2 separate regions of the Homo sapiens genome follow, and region 2 is linked to region 1. A link is an interaction called in ENCODE POLR2A ChIA-PET data of the cell type or tissue named here. Cell type or tissue: Panc1. All regions are shown on one strand. Links, peaks and the distances in the headings refer to the core of each region. The heading gives the core; the rest is flanking DNA. Region 1 has its middle 6.2 kb from the start of RCOR2. Region 2 overlaps MACROD1 (mono-ADP ribosylhydrolase 1).

Evidence for each region. Peaks named below come from ENCODE experiments on the same cell type or tissue, not always from the same donor. Only the 100,000 strongest peaks of a DNase experiment are listed, where the experiment ranks them.
Region 2: POLR2A ChIA-PET joins it to region 1 with 5 read pairs; 3 of 35 experiments call an interaction of 5 or more read pairs at or near these places.

What each region holds. Positions count from the first base shown.
Region 1 is chr11:63,919,015-63,927,639 of GRCh38, reverse strand. It overlaps a transcript of RCOR2 not described here. Among named protein-coding and RNA genes, the nearest start is that of RCOR2, 6.2 kb to the right of the region's middle. RefSeq lists enhancers at 6,101-6,761, 6,762-7,424. In Panc1, for the core only: no CTCF peak of the experiment used is centred there; no DNase peak of the experiment used is centred there; H3K27ac peaks cover 515 bases.
Region 2 is chr11:64,106,986-64,113,529 of GRCh38, reverse strand. All of the region lies in intron 3 of MACROD1 (mono-ADP ribosylhydrolase 1), which reads left to right. All of the region lies in intron 2 of FLRT1 (fibronectin leucine rich transmembrane protein 1), which reads right to left. Among named protein-coding and RNA genes, the nearest start is that of MACROD1, 56 kb to the left of the region's middle. RefSeq lists an enhancer at 2,380-3,160. In Panc1, for the core only: no CTCF peak of the experiment used is centred there; no DNase peak of the experiment used is centred there.

The DNA of each region.
Region 1 (8,625 bases), core at 4,626-8,625:
GTTGCTGGGGTAAGACAGGTGCCCCACCCTCTGGGCTCACAGCCTCCAGTAGGTGATAAAAAGGTATGTGGGGTCAGGTGCAGTGGCTCATACCTGTAATCCCAGAACTTTGGGAGGCTGAGGCGGGCAGATCACTTGAGCCCAGGAGTTCAATACTAGGCTGGGCAGCATAGCAAGACCCCGTCTCTATAAAAAATAAAAAGTTAATTGGGTGTGGTGGCACACACCTGTAGTCCCAGCTACCCAGGAGGCTGAGGTGAGAGGAATGCTTGAGCCGGGGAGATTGAGGCTGAGTAAGCTGTGATCTTGCCACTGCACTCCAGCCTGGGTGACTCAATGAGACCCTGCCTCAAAAAAACACAAAAAAACAAAAAACAAAAGCCAGTAGGTGGTTCCATTAGATCGTGATAAGTGATGAGATAGGGAGGGGGCAGATGTCCTGCAGAAGGTGATATCTGAGCTTCATTTCGAAAGGTAAGTAAGAATTAGACAGCAAGGGGGCCAGGCACAGTGGTTCATGCCTGTAATCCCAGCACTTTGGGAGGCCAAGGTGGGTGGATCACGTGAGGCCAGGAGTTTGGGTGGATCACATGAGGTCAGCAGTACAAGACCCATGGTGAAACCCCGTCTCTACTAAAAATACAAAAAAATTACCCAGGCATGGTGGCATGCGCCTAGCAATCCCAGCTACTCGAGAGACTGAGATAGGAGAACCATTTGAACCTTGGAGGCAGAGGTTGCAGTGAGCCGAGATCGCGCCACTGCACTCCAGCCTGGGCAACAGAGTGAGACTGTCTCAAAATAAATAAATAAATGAAAACAAACAACAACAACAAAAAAAACAAAACAAAAAAAAAAAACAGGCCAGGCACAGTGGCTCATGCCTGCAGCACTTTGGGAGGCCGAGGTGGGTGGATCGTGAGGTCAGGAGTTCAAGACCAGCCTGGCCAAGATGATGAAATCCCATCTCCACTAAAAATACAAAAAATTAGCCAGTGTGGTGGCGAGCGCCTGTAATCCCAGCTACTCAGGAGGCTGAGGCGGAGAATTGCTTGAACCTGGGAGGTGGAGGTTGTGGTGAGCCGAGATCACGTCACTGCTGAACAGCGAGACTCTGTCTCAAACAAACAAACAAACAAAAAAAAAAAAAGAGAGAGAGAGAGAATTAGACAGCAAGGAAAGGAGGAGCTTCATTCCAGGTATTGTATATATAAAGACTTGGAGGAAAGAGAGGGGACTCAGGGCATCCTGGGCATTTCCAGTTGCTGAGTGTAGCTAAGGCATATCGTTAAGTGGGATAGTGTTGAGAGGTGTATTATTTCTGAGGCTTTGATTGCAAGTGACAGAAAACAGAAATCAACCAGGCTTAAACAATAAGGAAAAAATGTATTGGCCTACTCCTTACATAACTAAAAGGTCCAGAGGTTCAGGCCAGGTGTGGTGGCTCACGCCTGTAATCCCAGCACTTTGGGAGGCTGAGGAGGGCAGATCACCTGAGGTCAGGAGTTCGAGATCAGCCTGACTAACATGGTGAAACCCCGTCTCTACTAAAAATACAAAAAATTAGCCGGGCATGGTGGTGGGTGCCTGTAATCCCAGTTATTCGGGAGGTCGAGGCAGGAGAATTGCTTGAACCTGGGAGGTGGAGGTTGCAGTGAGCCAAGATTGGGCCATTGCACTCCAGCCTGGGCGACAAGAGCAAAAGTGCATCTCAAAAATAAAAATAAAAGGTCCAGAGGTTCAGTGACTTCAAGTGAGGTTGGTTGGGTGACTTTTTCTCCTCCACCTCCGGGTTCAGGTGATTCTCATGCCTCAGACTCCCATCTTTTTTTTTTTTTTGAGACAGGGTCTCACCCTGTCGCCCAGGCTGGAGTGCAGTGGCACACTCATGGCTTCTGGGTTCAAGCGATCCTCCCACCTCAGCCTCCCTAGTAGCTGGGACCACAGGCACGTGCCACCACACCTGGCTAATTTTTTTTTTTTTGTAGAGGCAGGGGTCTTGTCATGTTGCCCAAGGTGGTCACGAACTCCTAGTTTCAAGCGATTCACCCACCTCTGCCTCCCAAAGTTCTTGGATTACAGTGTGAGCCACTGCACCTGGCCTTGGGTGGCTTTTTCCATCTCCTCGTGGTATTCTCCATAGTGTTGGCTTTCCCCGAAGATCAAAGATGGCAGCCAACACTCCTGTGCTCAGCTTCCTGGTCTTTTGTCTTACATTTACAACATGCTGATTGGACCAGCTTTGGTTTCTAGTTCATTTCTGAAGCATTCATGGTATCCAGGGCCTTGGGAAAGGCTGGCATTGGCATGGGATCAACGCCATAGCACCACATGGATCCCCAAACAAAAAAGGGGAATGGGGATGGATGTCAGGGGACCAGATTTTGAAGGAGATAAGTCATGCTAAGGAGCTTGATCTTAATCCAAGGATAATGAGAAGCAGAGGATTGACTTGATCAGATTGGGTTTTAGAAAGATCACCCTGGAGGCTGGGCGCAGTGGCTCACACCTGTAATCCCAGCAGTTTGGGAGGCTGAGGCAGGTGGATCGCCTGAGGTCAGGAGTTTGGGACCAGCCTGGCCAACACGGTGAAACCCCGGCTGTACTAAAAATACAAAAAAATTAGCTGGGCGTGGTGGCAGGCACCTGTAATCCCAGCTACTCGGGAGGCTGAGGCAGGAGAATCGCTTGAACCCAGGAGGTGGAGGTTGCAGTGAGCCAAGATCGCGCCATTGCACTCCAGCCTGGGCAACAAGAGCGAAACTCCATCTCAAAAAAAAAAAATCACCTTGGCTGGGCATGGTAGCATGTGCCTGTAATCACGGTGACTCAGGAGGCTGAGACAGGAGGGCAGCTTCAGTCCAGGAGTCCAAGACCAGCATGGGCCTTATAGGGAGACTGTATCTCAAAAAATAAAAAAGAAAGATCACCCTGGCTGTCGAATAAAGAACAGATTAGAGGAAGTCAAGAGAGGAGGCAGAGAGTCCAGTGGGGGGACTCTTTCAGGAATAGGATGAAGGCCAGGAGGGGCAGTGGGAGAAGGGACTTCACAAGAGTTGGAGACTGATAGATCAGGAAGTAAAGGAGAGGGAAGAGTGGAGGGCCACTCCCAGGTTTCTACTTTGGATCCCAATGGGGAGAGACATAAAGGGTCTGTAATCCCAGAAATTTGGGAAGCCTAGGTAGGCAGATCACTTCAGGTCAGGATTACGAGACCAGCCTGGCCAGCATGGTGAAACCCCGTCTCTACTAAAAATACAAAAAAATTGTCAGGTATGGTGGTGCATGCCTGTAATCCCAGCTACTCAGGAGACTGAGGCAGGAGAATTGCTTTAACCTGGGAGGTGGAGATTGCAGTGAGCCAAGATCATGCCACCAGACTCCAGCCTGGGCAACAGAGTGAGACTCCTTCTCAAAAAATAAAATAAAATAGACCGGGCATGGTGGCTCACGCCTGTTATCCCAGGACTTTGGGAGGCTGAGGTGGGCACATCACCAGAGGTTGGGAGTTTGAGACCAGCCTGACTAACATGGAGAAACCCTGTCTCTACTAAAAATACAAAATTAGCCGGGCGTGGTAGCACATGCCTGTAATTCCAGCTACTCGGGAGGCTGAGGCAGGAGAATCGCTTGAACCCAGGAGGCGGAGGTTGTGGTGAGCCAAGATCGTGCCATTGCACTCCAGCCTGGGCAACAAGAGTGAAACTCCGCCTCAATGAATAAATAAAATAAAAGGAAGAGGGATAGGGAAGGGGCAGGCTGGGCACATGGTGGTGAAGATTGGTGAAGATTCAGAGATGGTTTTGGACAGGCCTGGGGGACAGCAAGTGATGCTGAGTCCAGAAGGCAATTGGTAGGATATAGGGTTCACAGCCTGGGGTCAGGGGTCTGGGCTGGGGAAGGAGGGGGCTATCCACAGCCCACGGTTTGATATATCTCAGCCAGGGGAATTGAGGGAGTGGATGGAGCCCAAAGGACCCACATAAAGGGTTTGAAGTCCAGCCAGGAAGGGAGCCAGGGAGGAGCTCACATCCTGGAGCTAGAGGTGGCCCTGTCTGTCCAGTCCTGCCCAGAGATGAAGTGAGAACATACCCGCTAAATGTCCTTTGGGTTTAGAGATAACAAAGTCACTGGTGACCTTGGAGGAACGGTTTCTGTGGAGTAGTGGAGTTGGGGAGTGAGTGGGAGGTGAGGACAGGGATGGAGGGGTGTGAACATCTCTTTAAGAAGCACTTTTTTTTTTTAAGGCAGCAATACTGCTAGCTGAAAGGGGCAACTAAGGTGAACATGGGATGAAGGGAGGGTTGGGAGTGGGGTACGGGAGGTGCAGGGGTGTGTGTGTGTTTAGGATGAATGGACTTAAGCAGGTTCATGTGATGAGGGGGGAAGACAAACATGAGTAAGGAGAGGAAAATGAAAATCAAGGTGCTCAGGATTGGGGTGTGTGTGTGTGGTGGGGCTGGCACTGAGGGTGATGCAAAGCCTGGGAGTGAGGTTGGCCTTGAAGGGGGAAGGTCCATCTATGCTACAGGGAGGGGAAGGAGCAGACAAAGGCCATGAAGGGGTTCCTCCCAGATGGCCTCACTTCCCTCTGGAAGTGGGAGGCAAGGTCCTATGCTAAGAGCCATATGGTGGCTGGAGTGGTGGAGGGGGACTGTGGGGAGAGCAGGAAGGGTACTCACTGCTCAGCCAGAAGTCCTGGATGTGCCCTGGCAGAGCAGAGCACCCAGCAGCCCTGAGGGAAGGGCTGGGCATGGGGCATGCAGATGGGTGAGCCAGGCCAGGGTTTGCAGGGTGGGTGGAGCATCCTGGGCCACCAGGTGAGGCTCAGAGAATGGTGAGCCACCTGTTTGGCTGGATCATACATGGGCTAGAAACCCCTTGAGTACTGGGCTGTGAGACCTTTTCCTGGAAGGCAATAGGGAACCGTGGAAGGCTGAGAAGGAATGGGATATAATCGAAGCTATATTTAAAAATTTGTATTCAGTGGCCTGGCGCAGTGGCTCACACTTGTAATCCCAACACTTTGGGAGCCAAGGCAGGTGAATTGCTTGAGATCAGGAGTTCCAGACCCGCCTGGCCAAAATGGCAAAACCCCGTCTCTACCAAAAACACAAAAATGAGCCAGGCGTGGTGGCGCATGTCTGTAATCCCCACTACTCGGGAGGCTGAGGCAAAAGAATCGCTTAAACCTGGGAGGCAGAGGTTACAGTGAGCCGAGCTCATACCACTACATTTCAGCCTGGGCAACAGAGCAAGAGTTGGTCTAGAAAAAAAATATTTGTATTATGTGTGTATAGTGTATAATTAGAGTGATTAGAGAGGTCAGACTGAAGGCTGAAGTTCCAGATACCTATCTGGAACTGCTGACATGTCTAAAGGGAGTATCTTAGTCCATTTTGTGTTGCTGTAACAGAATACCTGAGACTGGGTAGTTTACAAACAAAAAAGTTTATTTGGCTCACAGTTTGGGAGGCTGGGAAGTCCAAGAGCATGGTGCTGGAATCTGGTGAGGACCTTCTTGCTGCATCCTCACATGGCAGCAGGAACTCACATGCAGGGTGGGATTAGGGGGCCAAACTCATCTTTTATCTAGAACCCACTCCCTCAATAACTAACCCACTCTTGAGATAATGGCATTAATCCATTCCTGAGGGCACTGCCTCATGCCCAAAGGTCCCACCTCTCAACACTGTTGTAGTAGGGATTAAGTTTCCAACACATGGACTTTGTGGGAAATGTTCAACCCATAGTTGAGAAGATGTGAAGTGTCCAATGTCATGGAGCAGCTTCTTGCTCCAGAGGTCAGACCCAGGAGCTCAAGGTGGGGCTGGCCCGAACTGGTCCACTGGGCATGGGCTGCCTCATGGAGCAGTGAGCCATGGGCAGAGGGGGCCCTGCTGGGGGTGCTCAAGAGGGGAGCACGGCTTCAGATGAAAGCCAGCATTGATGTTGTTACTCCATTCCATGTGAGATGTCCTTGGATCTTCCTAACAGTCAATGAGGTCAGGATCATCTTGCCCTTTTAGAGATGAAGGACTGAGGCTCAGAGAAGCCAAGTAATTCACCTAAGGCCACGTAGCTAGCAAGAAGCGGAGCCAGGACTCAACCTAAGTCTGAGCTCCTGCCACTTCTCTAGGGACCTCTGGTCCACCTGACTGCACTGGAGGGTGATGGGTGGTTCTGGGGCAGGCCTTGCTGGGGGTGGATTTAAGGCTCAATGACTCCAATGGCCCAGGGGGACCATGATCCAGGCACTTCCCCAGGAACATGGCGCCAGGCTCAGCCTCTCTGGGAGGACATTTGTTCCCAGACTGAGGTGGGACCCCCTTGGTCCATGCGGTCACCGCCAGAGGGCGCAGCTGTTGTCCAGGTGAGGGCAAGGGGAGGCCCCCCACCCCCAATCCCAGTTTCCGGAGAAACCAAGCAGGCTCCCCCTCATGGAGTCTGGGAGCTCCTGTCACCTCTCATCTCAACCCGAGGTCTTGCTGACCCTTCCCCAGGGATGTCAGATTTGCTCAGGGAATCAGATTTCCCCCACGTGGGTGTCTGAAGCCTGGAGTCTCCTTGCTGACCCCGCGCCTGGTCTGCTGCATCCTCCCCCAAGGGCCACTCCCAGATGTGCCTGTCTTGCCTCCCTCTGCCGCCTCCTTGCACGGCCACCGTGCCGGGGTGGTGCCAAGCGCCAGATTGCCACCTCTGTCACCTCTTTCAGCTTCTTCACAACCCTGGGTGGGGGGTGAGGTGGGGTGGGGGAAGGAGTGCCGGCTAGGCCAGGGGGTTCACTGACAGGGCCCAGAAAAGGGGAGGGCAGCACCCTGGGCCACACAGCCTGCCCAGGGCCCCAGTGGGCGGCAGGGGAGGGAGGAACCGAATTCCTGTCTGGGCAGGACTGAGAGGGTGGGGGCCCCAGAGGGAGCTGCCATGGTCCTTCCACTCTAGCCCACCTCCTCCATTTCCCCAGGGTCACCTCCCGCCAGGCCCCCAGTCGATGGAAGCACCTCCCCCCAGCCCCCTAATTGCTCAGCCAGGTTTTGGCTCGGATCCCACCACACTCCCTCCCCAACCCCGGGGCCCTCCCGCTGCCTCTCTCCCTCCCCAAGTTTAGCCCCTTGGCTGTGGCCACTGATGGCCTGGCCAGGGTCCCAGGCAACACACCACAGCGGCCAGGCTCGCTGGGCCGGAGCTCGGGACAGTCCCAGTCTGTCTGGCAGGGCTGGCGGGCTTGGGATTGGCTGGAGCTGCCCCCGCCTGCGGGAGGAGGGAGCGGCAAGGGGAGGCCGGATGGCTTGCCCAAGGTCACCCTCCTTTTCCCTCCCAGCATCCCTGTTCAACCTTTGTCCCCTCGGCCTCACCTTGAGGAAGGAGGAAGCAAGAAACCCAGCAGGCAGAGCGCAGAGAAGCCCGGTGAAGGCAAAGGGCTTCCGACACTTATTCATTCAGCAAACACTGAGTGCCTACTGTATGCCAGGCCCCGAAAGCACAGCAGCAAACAGAGCCCCTGCCCTCATGGGGACACAGCCCAGCCAGAGACAGGCAAGGAAACCACCACAGGCATCATATAGACTTGTGTCTCTGAGCTGTGTGTGTGGCAAGGGCGCTGAGTGGGACTCGGCCTGGCTAGGGCCGGCTTCCCTGGGGACTGGAGGGGTGAGGAGCCTTTTCTGGCCCAGGCAAGGGATGCAGCTTCTGGCGGAGGCCTGTGTAGGGGCTGTGCAAGACCTCAGTTTCCTCATCTGGCACACCGTAGGAAATAAATGTGCCCTGATCACACTTGCTTCCAGGCGGCCTGCGTCCTGGCCTGCAGCCCTCGAAAAGAAGGCGCTGTCGCTTCCAGTGGAAGGGTGAGCCCGAGCTCATCGGCGAAAATGGCGGGGAGGGCATTCCCGGGAGCCCTCCGGCTCGCGCCAAGCTCGGAGGTAGCTCGGGTAGGTGAGGGCCCCGGGTTCTCGGCCGCGCTGCCCAGCTTCCTTGGCCCCTTCCGCTGCCTCAGGCTGCAGGAGAGGAGGGGCTGGTCCCCGGGCTGCCTCTCCTTCCCTCCCCTCCCACACCCCCATGTTCCTGGCCACGTGGCACCTCTGTGCCCCAGGCCTGGGGGAGGACGATTTCTGACCTGGGGACAAGTGGAGCCAGGGAAAGGTGGGTGGGATCTGGGATAACCGCGGAGCCCGGATCCGGTGGCGCAGCCCCGCCCCGCAGCCCCGGGGCGGCAGGGAGGGGGTGCTGTCTCTTTAAGAGCCTTCATGCTGCTGGGAGCAGATGGCCAGGCCGGCCGGGGCCCCTTGTCCTTTGTGTGGCTTCGCACAAAAGAGGGGGCCAGCTGGGGAGGGGGCGGCTGTAGCAGGTGGGAGGGGTGGGGCCTTGCCCCTCCCCCTTCTAACCCTGCACCCTTGCCCCTCCATGAGGGGGTTCTTCACTAGGAATGCGCCTTCCCTCTGGACCCCGTGGCCCCCACAGTCGCCCCCAAACTCCTAGGACACACTTCCTGTGTCGTGGCCCACCTCCTAGGCAGAAGCCTCATTGCATCAGGGCCTAGGGACTCTCCCAACCCCCGCCCCAAGGAATAAACCTCCCCTCCCTGTCCCCACCTCCAGAGCAGAGTCTTCCTTTGGCCCAGAGTGCCTG
Region 2 (6,544 bases), core at 265-4,264, 190 kb before region 1:
CTATCCATCCATCCAATTATCCATCCATCCAACCATCCATCCATCCATCCATATATGCATCAATCCATGCATCCACCTGTCCATCCATCCATCCATCCATCCATCCATCCATGCATCAACCTGTCCATTCACACATGCACCTGTCCATCCATCCATCCATCCATCCATCATGCATCCAACAGAGCTTTATTGAGCATCTACTATATTCCAGGCCCTGTTGTAGCCACTTGGGATTCCATTCTGATGGGATGGATGATAGTTCACACTATAATAAAGGCTTTGCTGAGAACTTTCCTAATATTTAAGTCATTTAACCCTCCCAACAAACATGAGGTCAGTGCCCTTAATCCCATTTAACAGATGAGAAAATTGAAGCTCAGAGATGTTAGCTTACTCAAGACTACTTGAGAACCAGGTAGGAGGAACCCAGGCCATCTAGGGAGGAGGCCAGAATCTTGGCAATCTTGAGGCTTGCAGCACTCTGTGGGTTGCAGGTCACACCATTTGGTGACTGGTGTTTTCATGTCACCAAACTGCCAGGGCAGGGACTGTGGCCAAGCATGGCTTTGCATCAGTGACCACCCGATGACAGAATGGGCCCTGCCGTGGTGAATGTCTCTGCCACTCACCCCTGCACACTCAAACGTTCCCTTCACACTTACAGGGTCTCTGCCCAGGCAGCCACCACAGTCATCAAGGTGGCTGCTAAGGCCCTGTGCAATCCTATGTGGCACCCCTGTTGGCCTGGTCCACCCCATTCCCCTCTCACTGACTGCAGCAGCCAGGCACCCCCTAGTATCCCCAGGGCCCTTGCAAGTGCTGTGCTCTCTGCCTGGACAGCTCATCCCCAGATCCACGCCTGCATCTCCTTCCAGTGAGGCCTTTCCTGGGCACCCTATCGAGAATTATAACTCCCAGATACTCCTCTCAGTTCCTTGCTTGCCTATAGTATTTACCACCAACTAACACACTACGTGTTTTATCTTTTTTGTTTTGTTTTGCCTTGTTTTGCTTTTTGAGATGGAGTCTTGCCCTGTCACCAGGTGGGAGTGCAGTGGAGCGATCTTGGGTCACTACAACCTCCGCCTCCCAGGTTCAAGAGATCCTCCTGCTTCAGCCTCCTGAGTAGCTGGGACTACAGGTGTGCACCACCATGCCCAGCTAATTTTTTGTATTTTTAGTAGAGACGGGGGTCTCACCATGTTGGCCAGGATGGTCTTGATCTCTTGACCTCGTGATCCACCTCCCTGGGCCTCTCAAAGTACTGGGATTACAGGTGAGCCACAGTGCCTGGCCCTTTTTTGTTTTTATTGTCTGTCTCCCCACTAGAAGGTACGCTCTACAAGGGCAGGGATTTGTGCATCTTATTCATAGTGTTTCCCACGTGGCAGATGCTCACTAAAGATTTCAAAGGAGAAACTGTGATGGACTCGTTCTGTAGATGAGAGAACAGAGGCACAGAGACCTGTCCATGGTCCCCTGGCAGAAGGAGGTGGGGTCTGGATTCCACCCCAGGGCTGCGTGGCTGCAGGACCTCAGTGCTTGACTCCACACTGCTGAGGGCTGTGAGTCCCTGGCCAGCCCAGACACAGTCCTGCAGCCCAGGCTGAGCATTCTCAGACCTTCATGGAGATGCCCACTCTCCTGTGAGCCTCCTGCTTCCTTTGCCCAGGGCCATCCCAGGCTGCTCTGACCCTTATCTGACCACCTCACCTTTCATTACATTGGGGACTGGGAAGGACACTGGCCCAGATCATGGGAAAGGACGGGCTTGAAGCCAGGACAGCATGCAGAGCTAGACACATCAGCCTTCAGAGGATCAGGAAAAGCCTAGGTGGTGGGGTGACCTCTCTGGCCAGACCTCACCCACCCCCCTTCACAGGCAAGGGTGCAGAGGTTGCCGCCTACACACAGGTCCACAGCCCTCATTTCACAGCCCAGCAGCCTGAGACTCAGAGACATGAGGGGCCCAGCCAAGGTCACAGCCAGCCCAGATTTCCCACTGCACGTCTGTCCCTTCTGCACTGAGCCAGGCTCGTGAAGGTTATGGAGCCGGAGGTCCTGCCTCAAGCCACTTATGAGCAGGTAGGTAGCACAGGGCAATGCTAGAGACAGGAAGACACAGGCCAGCTCACAGGTCACTTTGCCTCAGTCTCCAGGGTCAAGTCTGAGTCTAGGAGCACCTCTGCCAGGGGGCCCCCAGCGTCTGGCTGGAGGATTACCCCCAACCTGGTCTGTTGGCTGCTGAGTTCTGGCACAAGGGATACAGGTGGCCTTTGTACTCAGCTGTTCTGAGCAGTGCCCTAAGTAGGGGGCAAACTTGTTAAGGCCAAAGCCAAGGCAAGCCACCGCATTCCCTGGTATGGACATCTGTTCCCAGCGCCCGCTCAGCTCATGGCCACAGTCCTCAGCCTTCAGAGGCCTCAGCATCATAATAGAGTCTAAATTGCACCTTTCAGAGATGCTTGATGGATAACCAAGAAGCATTTGGGAGGCAGGGACCCAAGGCCTTTCCGCTCCACTGTCTGTGGGCCTCATCCATCTTGGCCAAAGGCTCCCCTGCCGCCCCCCTCCCCAAGGCCAGCCCGAGGCTGAGCCCTCTGGCTCCAGGAAAGTAGGGCGGGACCTGGGGGTGGGGAGGAAGATAGCACGCCTCACCAGAGGAATCTCTAATTGCCTGGGTGCCTGCTTGCCTTTTTATTCCCTTGTTGTGTGTTTCATAGTTTATGTGGCCATCAAATTAAACCTGGTAAATCGCCCATCTTTTATGGGATCGCTTGTCGCCCTTGCGTGGATCCCTCAGACTTCAGCGTGGTGTGAGTTACGACCTGCCAGCTCCATGACTGACAGCCGGATCCTTAGCGGGCCACGGGGGTGGGCGAAGGGAGCAGTGGGATGGCTCAGGCTGTAGGTGTCCATTACTCCTCCGCTTAGCTGGGGGCCCTGGGGCATTATTCTTGGCATTATTCTTGGCTCTATCAGTCGTTGTCCCCTGCCAACCTCCAGGACAGAGAGGCCTGGGTTCAAATCCTGCCTCTGCCACTTTCAGGTGGTATGATTTCTTTCTTTTTTTTTTTTTTCTGAGACAGTCTCGCTCTGTCACCCAGTCTGGAATGCAGTGGCCCGATCACGGCTCACTGCAGCCTCGACCTCCCCATGCTCAGGTGATCCTCCCACCTCAGCCTCCTGCAGAGCTGGGACCACATGCTGCACCACCACACCCAGCTAATTTTTGTATTTTTTGCAGAGATGGGGTTTTGCTATGTTGCCCAGGCTGGTCTTGAACTCCTAGGCTCAAGCAATCTGCCCACTTCAGCATCCCAAAGTGCTGAGATTATACGCGTGAGCCACCACGCCGGGCCTCAGGCTGTGTTATTTTGAGCAAGCTGCTTGCCCTCTCTGAGGTTTGATTTCCTCATCTATAAATGTGGTCATAATAGGGGCCCTTACATGGGAACTTACAATTCAGGATTCACTGACATTATATGTGCAGAGTACCCCCTCCTGAGTGTGATCTGGATGCCCCCGACGCATCCAGTTTAAAAGCTGCCCCAAGTCTCTGCCTCCCCAGACACACGGCCTAGCTTCTGCAGTAGCTGCCCGTCTCTGTCCTCCGCGCTCCAGTGGCCCGTTCTCTACTCCCCTGCTCCTGCTGTGCCTTCCGGACAGGCTGACCCCTTATCAGCCTCTGTGAAGCTGAGGTGTTGCCCCCTGCCCACCTCAAACTGTGTGGGTGCAACCCTGCCCCTCCCCCAAGCCATGCTGGCAGCCTTGACCCTATGTCTGGGCCGCACAGAGCTGGTGGATGGGGCCATCAACCATCCCCTCCTGTGGGGCCGCACCAGCCTCCCATGGGAGGCCCTCCAGGCTGGGGGCAGGGTGGAGGAGTCCGGGGAGGTAAGAGGGTTTTAAATGGGCCTTCGTCACCAGGTCATCCAGTGGCCAGAAATAGTTCCCTACCTCCTCCACGCCACACTCACTCCCACCCCTGAGAAGTCCTGAGGCTTCTGTCCCTCCCCTTTCCACCCCCTCTGCAGCCCTCCCCAGAAGCTGTGCTCACGGTGCATTAGACCCTTTGTGGAGCTGCTGCCCAGTGTCACGAGTGGGGAGAGGCCGGCAGCCTCCCGGGTTTCCCAGGTCTGGGGGAGCAGTAGGGAAGCTGAGTGTGGGTGTCTACACCCAACTGCAAAGCCTTTATAAGTCAGTGACACCAAGCTTCTTCCCCACCCCTCGTGGTGGCTTATGGCCCACTGTCTGCTGCTCAGCCTTTGCTGGGGACCCTGCTGCTGGCTCCTGGCCCTCATGGAACCTGGGGATGCTATTTTCTATTCACAGGCATGTCCCAGGAGCTTCTGGAAGCCAGCAAGGAAATAGCCCCCCATCCCTGTCTGGCCTCACTCCCACGTCTCCTCTTTCACCTGTCCCATCCCTGGGATGGGGGCATCTCAGGCAGGGCCAGGCGGGGAGAGGAAGTGTCCTGCATGTAAACTCTGTATGTAGGAAAGACAAGTACATGCTCACGTGCATGGATGCTGGTCACGTCTCCCCCACCCCCACTTGCCCCTCAGCCTCCTTCCTGCCCACCTGCCTGCCTCTGTCCTTAGGAATCTGGCTGCCCATGTGGCCTGGCACTGGTGTGTGGCCTGGCACTGGTGTGTGGTTGCTGCAGACCCTGGGGTCCTTTGGCTTTTCCCCCACTTCCCAGCCCCCAGGTGGGGTCCCTTGCAGGTGTCTTTCCCCTGCCAGTCCCTCCCTTCAGCAATAATTCATGTGTCTCCCCTAAACCTTGCCATGCCTTCAATTCCTCACTGAGAATGCCGTGCAGGCAGACTGCGGGCAGAAGCAGTTTCTCAGCCCCAGAGCGGGAAAGGCCAGTGGGACCCCAGTCCCACCTCCCACTAGACAGGAAGCCCTACCAAGGCACAATCATCTCCAGCTCTGTGATGGGGCTTCAGCAAACCTTTGTTTAAATTAATGAAAGACCCCACCTTCCTGGGGGCTCAACTGCAAATAAGACAGAGGGAAGAGGGCCAGGAGGTAGACAGGGCAGGCCGCTGCTTCCTGGTGCTCAGGGAGACCCAGGGAGAGCTCCCCTCCTTCTCGCCAGGAAGCCCCTTTCCTGTGAAGGCAAGTAGCCAGTGGTCTGCCTGGCTCAACCAAGCTGCTCAGCCTACTGTGGGGTGGCCCTGGGTCTCAAGTCTTTTTTTTTTTTTTTTGAGACAGAGTTTCGCTCTTGTTGCCCAGGCTGGAGTGCAATGGTACGATCTTGGCTCACCGCAACCTCTGCCTCCTGGGTTCAGGCGATTCTTCTGCCTCAGCCTCCCGCGTAGCTGTGATTACAGGCATGCACCACCACGCCCCACTAATTTTGTATTTTTAGTAGAGACGGGATTTCTCCATGTTGGTCAGGCTGGTCACTAACTCCTGACCTCAGGTGATCTGCCCGCCTCGGCCTCCCAAAGTGCTGGGATTACAGGGGTCTCAAGTCTATCTGACCATAAACGATCTACTTCCCTGGGCTTTTGTGAAGATAAAATAAGGTTACTTTCAATGTTTAGCAGAGTCGTATTCAGAATGAGGGAACTATTACCATTACTAGCAATGAGCCATTCTTCCCTGAGCCCCAGACATGAACTGCAGGAAGGGAGGGGAGCCTTGAGTCGTGTGAGTGGGGCTTTTCCAAGCCCTAGTTCAGGCAGATGCCCCAGGGACTGCAGGCCCACCAGAGGCATCTCCTTAGGGCAGGGACTAGATGCCATGACCCTCAAGGACCTTCTAACCCCAGCTCCCGCCAGGGCAGGGTGCCAGCCAGCCACACCCATCACCCTGAACAGCTTTGCTCCTGGATCCCATCCACTGGTATCATTTAGAACTTGTGATGCATGGGGGCTGGGGCGGGAATTCTTTTAAAACCTAAAGTTAATTATTTTTCTAATTTCATGCTGCATGCATTATGCATCAGCTGTTATCACTGGCGGTAATTGCAGACAGGTATGCAAATCCACTATAAATGCACCTAACCACATAGGCCGGCTGGGTGGCGCTGGTGCCAGGCGGCGGGATGTCCTGAACTTCAGAGAATGTAAATCGCTTTTAAAAAAACAGGACTTTAGAATTGTGTCTTAGGAAGTTAATTATATTGATAACAGTGTTCGATATTAAACCATTCAAGGCCAGGAGGGGGTGGGGGGATGAAAGGAGACACGTGTAATTTTGTTCCTTTCTCTCTCGGCATTATTTAATAAGATGCTCCTACACCTGATATTTCTGTCTGTCTGTGTCCATTTTTAGTAAAGCTGCCTAAACTGAGACTTAATTCCTTTATGGAAGGGAAAAAGAAAGCCCAGTGGGCTGGGCAAGTTGGCTCATTGTAATCCCAGCACTTTGGGAGGCTGAGGCAGGTGGATCACCTGAGGTCAGGAGTTCAAAACCAGCCTGGTCAACATGGCGAAACTCTGTCTCTACTAAAAATACAAAAATTAGCTGGGCATGGTGGTGCATGCCTGTAATCCCAGCTACTTGGGAGGCTGAGGCAGGAGATTCA